Regions from separate parts of the Homo sapiens genome. Here region 2 is linked to region 1. A link is an interaction called in ENCODE POLR2A ChIA-PET data of the cell type or tissue named here. Cell type or tissue: PC-9. All regions are shown on one strand. Each heading gives the region's core, and the rest is flanking DNA. Links, peaks and the distances in the headings are about the cores only.

Region 1 (2,923 bases), core at 186-2,685:
TTCCCCTACATTGTGGCTTGCCTGGTTACTTTTTTAGTGATATCTTTTGATTGAGTAGGACTTTTTAATTTACCTTTTTTATTTCTTTTTTTTTTTTAGACAAGGTCTTGCCCTGTTGCCCAGGCTGGAGTGCAGTAGCTCATGTGATGCCCAACCTCCACCTCTTGGGCTCAAGCGATCCTCTCACCTCAGCCTCCCAAGTAGCTGGGACTACTGATGTGTACCACCATGTCTAGCTTATTTTTGTATTTTTTGTAGAGACGGTATTTTTACCATGTTGCCCAGTCTGGTCTCGAACTCCTGGGCTCGAGTGATCCACTTGTCTCAGCTCCTAAAGTGCTGGGATTACAGGAGTGAGCCACTGCTTGGCCAGGATCTTTAATCTTGATGGTCTGATTTATCATTTGTTCCTTAGGGCTTTGGCTTTTAGGTCTATGTTCTACCTTAGATTAATTTCTGTGTATGGTGTAAGATAAGAGTTAAAAGTTAATTTTTTTCTTACAAATATGCTTATAAATGCTAACAAACAACATTGTTTGGCAAAGACTTTGCTTTATTTCCAAATCAGGTAATCAGTATTATATTATAAAATTATTAGTTATTTCAAAGTAGTTGCATGGTTAGCTAGTTCATTGATTATAGAAGCTGTATTTTTTTAGGTCAGAATTATGGGTTTATACCTTCGGGATCCAGTTAACTTGGCCTTGTTTTGTGGCCATGGAATGTATTTCTCCTAAGTTGTTTTAGTCATTTGTTAGATTTGTTTCATTGCAAGTAAGAGGGTATATGATAACTTCATCATGCTACCAGATAAAACATTAGAGCATATGCCTTACACGACTATTAACTAATTTTATTTTGTGTGAGAGAGATTACATTATTACATTTTAAGGATACGGTATTCATAGTATTATAATGTTTAATGTATCATACTCAGTTTTTATGCCATACTAAAATAAGCAAAAATAAATTGATTTTAGTAAACATTAGAAATAATTTTTCAGAGTTTTGTATAGAGTGGGAAATGTAGATCTGACACTGTGAAATCCGTTTGTTAGGTTTTGTGGGTAAATAATGCTAAGTATAAAAATACAAGACATAGAAAAATTTAAAATGTACGTTTGCATATGCTTGTGCCAATATATAGACCATTCCATAAACCCAATCATTGGCTTACATTTCTGAGATACCAGCATTAAACATGAGTTATCTTTTAAGAGGCTGAATTTGAATTATATTACTCTGTTAGGATTTGTGCCAGCTTTTGGTTAATCATTATCTTGTTGATTATATTTGGTTCAAGATGACTCATTTTTCAAGGAGCTTTATTGCAACACTACATATTTACTACAGGAAGCCTGGATGGAAATGGAGCATCAGGTTATTGGAGATTTTTTTCTCCAATCTTTATTGTACCAAGTGTTATTAAAGTTAATTATTTTTCAATAACTGAATTCCCTGTGGAACCTAGTGCTTCATTAACCAACTGTAGGAGGATCATTTACTCCTTTTTCATGGCAGACAAATATATCTTTGATGATTGTTTAAATATTGGTCATACTTCTATACTATACATTGACCAGACTTAGATATAGTATTTTATTCTCATCAAATTGAGTATGGTCATTAACTGAGAATTTTGGAATCAGAGAGATTTGAGATTGAACCTTGTTTGTAAAATTTACTAGCTTTGGAAGCTTGTGCAAATACTTCTCTGAACCCTAGCGTTCATTCAGTCATTAATGAGTGAATTAATACATTCAGTCATTAATGAGTGAATTAATACATTCATTTATTAATGAATTTGGATAAAAATATTTACCTTGCAAGATCAGATTAAAAGGACATATAAAAGTATTAGCACTTAATATGTGCTTAATGATGATCACCATCTGTTGACGCTTGCTTATGGTATATATTGAGGTTAGGAGTGCCAATCATTTAGCCCTTCTGTCTCCAGGTTCTAAGAGATAAATAATGGACACAGCATCTGTTTCTAAAATTTAGACTGTCTGATAACAGCAGAATTTGAGACCATAACATGGATCTAAGGATAAATTGAGAGTCAGCTGCAATCACCAACAAATCTAGACTGTGAGACTATGATAAGAGTTCCGTCTGCCATGTCTGCTCTGACTACACTTAATCTGGCAGCTGGCGAGAAGATTAGAGGCTTACTTTATGTATCTAGTTATCAGCGAAACAAAGAGCTGGAGTGAGAAAGGGAAAGATGGCCTTGTTTTCTATGCAGTAACGTAATTTCCTTCTTGTTAAAAATAAGGTCCAAGGAAAGCTAAATCTAACCCACCAAATTAGTAACTTCCCTTCCCCCTCTGCCCATGCAGGAGTTTGTGGCTTGAGTTTGTGGAAGAGAGACTGGGAGAGTTTTCTGTAATACCTAATACAGTAACCACCCTGCCTCCACCCTGCCCTCTACTGTGGGAAAGAGAAGGGAAGTCTCATTCTTTATAATGGGAGATTAGTGTAAGAGTGCCCCCTACTTTGAAAAAGTAAATTTCACTTATGTTCAGTGTTTTTGTAGGCCCATAGAATAAATACAGTAGAAGAGCCCTGCAGAAATGAAAAGCCATGCTAGGAATCAAAGTAAATGTTGGTTTAAGGAAGTAAATTGTGTCTTTATTTATTTTTTGAGACAGGGTCGCACTCTGTCACCCAGGCTGAAGTGCAGTGGTGCGATCACTGCAGCCTTGACCTCCCAGGATCAGGTGATACCCCCATCTCAGATTCCCGAGTGGCTGGCACCACAGGCACGCACCACCACTCCTGGCTAATTTTCGTATTGTTTTGTAGAGATGGGGTTTTGCCATATTCCCAGGCTGGTCTCCAACTGTGAGGGCTCAAGTGATCCGCTTGCCTCAGCCTCCCAAAATACTGGGTTTACACGCATGAGCCACCACGCCCC
Region 2 (2,923 bases), core at 138-2,637, 83 kb after region 1:
AAACCATAGTGTGGGAGGCCTTAGCCTGTTCTTAGATCAAACTCTGAGGCCAACTACACTGAGTAATAATAATAAAAATAACTTGAACTTCTCACCCATAACAAGCACAACCTTTTTTTTTTTTTTTTTGAGACGGAGTCTCACTCTGTCGCCAGGCTGGAGTGCAGTGGCGTGATCTCGGCTCACTGCAACCCCCGCCTCCCAGGTTCAAGCAATTCTCCTGCCTCAGCCTTCCGAGTAGCTGGGATTACAGACATGTACCACCACACCCAGCTAAATTTTGTATTTTTAGTAGAGACGGGGTTTCACCGTGTTGGCCAGGCTGGTCTCAAACTCCTGACCTCGTGATCTGTCTGCCTCGGCCTCCCAAAGTGCTGGGATTACAGGCATGAGCCACCATGCCCAGCCCAAGCAAACCTTTTAATCTGACTGAAGAAATACTTGCAGACATTCAAGAAGTAATTAATCTTTCCTTCCTCTTCATGGTTTGCATCATATAAACTACTGCATTATTACATACTCTTCTCCTTAGGTCGTTTAAGTCATTATTAGAGATCCTAAGGTTGTATCAGCCTCTGGTTGATGATCACATTTTCAGTCTGGTTCTAATGCTATTTTCATATCATGCCAGACAAGTTGGCAAGTGCTAGACATTTCCCATGTATTTGTACTAAGTCTTTGTCTCCCCTTTAGCTCCTTTTGTAACCATTTCACAATCACCATCAATATTATTAAACCTGTTGTATGTAGGTCACTGGGATGCTAGAGGCAGGGTTAAGTCGGGGTGGGGTTTTTTTGGTTTTTTGTTTTCAAAGGACTAAGAAACAATTGCGGCCGCATGCGGTGGCTCACACAGGTAATCCCAGCACTTTGGGAGGCTGAGGGGGCGCGGATCACTTGAAGTCGGAAGTTTGAGACCAATCTGGCCAACGTGGTGAAACCACATGTCTACTAAAAATGCAAAAATGAGCCAGTTGTGATGGTGCATGCCTGTAATCCCAGCTACTTGGGAGGCTGAGTGGGGAGAATCACTTAAACCCGGGTGGCGGAGGTTGCGGTGAGCCGAGCTCATGCGACTGCACTCCAGCCTGGGTGACAGAGCGGGACTCCATCTCAAAAAAAAAAAAAAAAAAAAAAAAAAAAAATCCATCAGTTGAGTGAAGTATTTTCTTTTGTAAAAGATGTGTAATATTGCCCAGGCATGGTGGTTCACGCCTGTAATCTCAGCACTTTGAGAAGCTGAGGTGGTTAGATCACCTGAGGTCATGAGTTCAAGATCAGCCTGACCAACATGGTGAAACCCCATCTCTACTAAAAATACAAAAAAATTAGCAAGGCATGGTGGCACATGCCTATAATCCCAGCTACTCGGGAGGCTGAGGCAGGAGAATCACTTGAACCCGGGAGGTGGAAGTTACAGTGAGCCAAGATGGCACCATTGCACTCTAGCCTGGGCAACAAGAGCGAAACTCTCTTGGAAAAAAAAAAAATGTATTGATTTGATTCTAGACTTGTGTTTTTTAACGTTTTAGTTTTAGACTGTCGCAGATCTTATAAACACCTATTGGTTTATGTAAATATAAGATACCTATGCTGCCAATAAGGAAACTGTTTCTTAGCACTGTCTTGAAAATCTCAGGGTATTATATTTGAAATCTTGAGGTCATGTTTTTGTTTTTTATTATTGCAAGATGTGTGTGTGTGTATATATATATGTGCATGCCACATTTTCCTTATTCAGTTGAGTTTAGGTTGTTTCCACATCTTGGCTATTGTGAATAGTGCTGCTGTGAACCTGAGAATACTGATATCTCCTCAAGATCCTAATTTCAGTTCTTCTAGAAAATACCCAGTAGTGGGATTGCAGCATCATATGGTAGTTGTGTTTTTAACTTTTTGAGGAACCTTCATCCTGCTTTCCATAGCGACTATACCATTTTGCATTCCTACCAGCAGTGTACAAGGGTCCCAGTTTCTCCACATCCTCATCAACACTTGCCGTCTTTTTTTTTTTTTTGAGACGCAGTCTTGCTCTGTCACCCAGGCTGGAGTGCAGTGGCGCGATCTTGGCTCACTGCAAGCTCCACCTCCCAGGTTCACGCCATTCTCCTGCCTCAGCCTCCCAAGTAGCTGGGACTACAGGTGCCCGCCATCATGCCTGGCTAATTTTTTTTATTTTTTATTTTTTCATATTTGTAGTAGAGACGGGGTTTCACCGTGTTAGCCACGATGGTCTCAATCTCCTGACCTCATGATCTGCCCATCTCAGCCTCCCAAAGTGCTGGAATTACAGGCGTGAGCCACCGCGCCCGGCTGTCTTTTTTTATTATTATTATTATTATTATTAATAGCCATCCGACAGGTATAAGGTAATATTTCATTGTGATTGTGATCTGCATTTCTCTGATGATTAGTGATGTTGAACAGTTTTTTGTATACCTGTTGGCCATTTTTATGTCTTTGGAGAGACTACAAAAGAAAAGATGTCCTTAGTCCATTTTAAAATCTGTTATTTAACTATTGAGTTCCTTATATATTTTTGAGATTAACCCTTTATTAGATATATGGCTTGCAAATATTTTCTCCCGTTCTGTAGGTGGCCTTTTTATTGTTGATTGTTTCCTGGCATAAGAAAAAGTTATGCCGTTTAACATCTGTAGGTTCATCCAGTAGCGTGGTAGACATGGTTGTTGTCTATCCAAATAATCTCACTCTTCTTTTCAAGTGTTAGAAAAACTGCTGTCACAAAATTTTCTTTAGCATTTTTCTACTCAGCCTTCCTGGACTTCTTGTAGAAATGTGTCAACTTAGATAAATTATATTTTAATTATCAAAAAATTATTCTCAGTTAAGGAAATGGCCATTGGTTTATTTTTCCCTACAATGTTTTAGACTAGGACTTTATAGTATCACTTTGTTTTCT

What was found. Peaks named below come from ENCODE experiments on the same cell type or tissue, not always from the same donor. Only the 100,000 strongest peaks of a DNase experiment are listed, where the experiment ranks them.
Region 2: POLR2A ChIA-PET joins it to region 1 with 24 read pairs; 4 of 35 experiments call an interaction of 5 or more read pairs at or near these places.

Annotation. Positions count from the first base shown.
Region 1 is chr2:42,194,438-42,197,360 of GRCh38, forward strand. All of the region lies in intron 1 of EML4 (EMAP like 4), which reads left to right. Among named protein-coding and RNA genes, the nearest start is that of EML4-AS1, 26 kb to the left of the region's middle. RefSeq lists an enhancer at 1,202-1,346 and a cis regulatory region at 1,268-1,281. In PC-9, for the core only: a CTCF peak has its summit at 2,468 (motif pointing left); a DNase peak (open chromatin) is centred at 1,324.
Region 2 is chr2:42,277,459-42,280,381 of GRCh38, forward strand. The region is part of intron 6 of EML4 (EMAP like 4); the gene reads left to right. Among named protein-coding and RNA genes, the nearest start is that of COX7A2L, 82 kb to the right of the region's middle. In PC-9, for the core only: no CTCF peak of the experiment used is centred there; no DNase peak of the experiment used is centred there.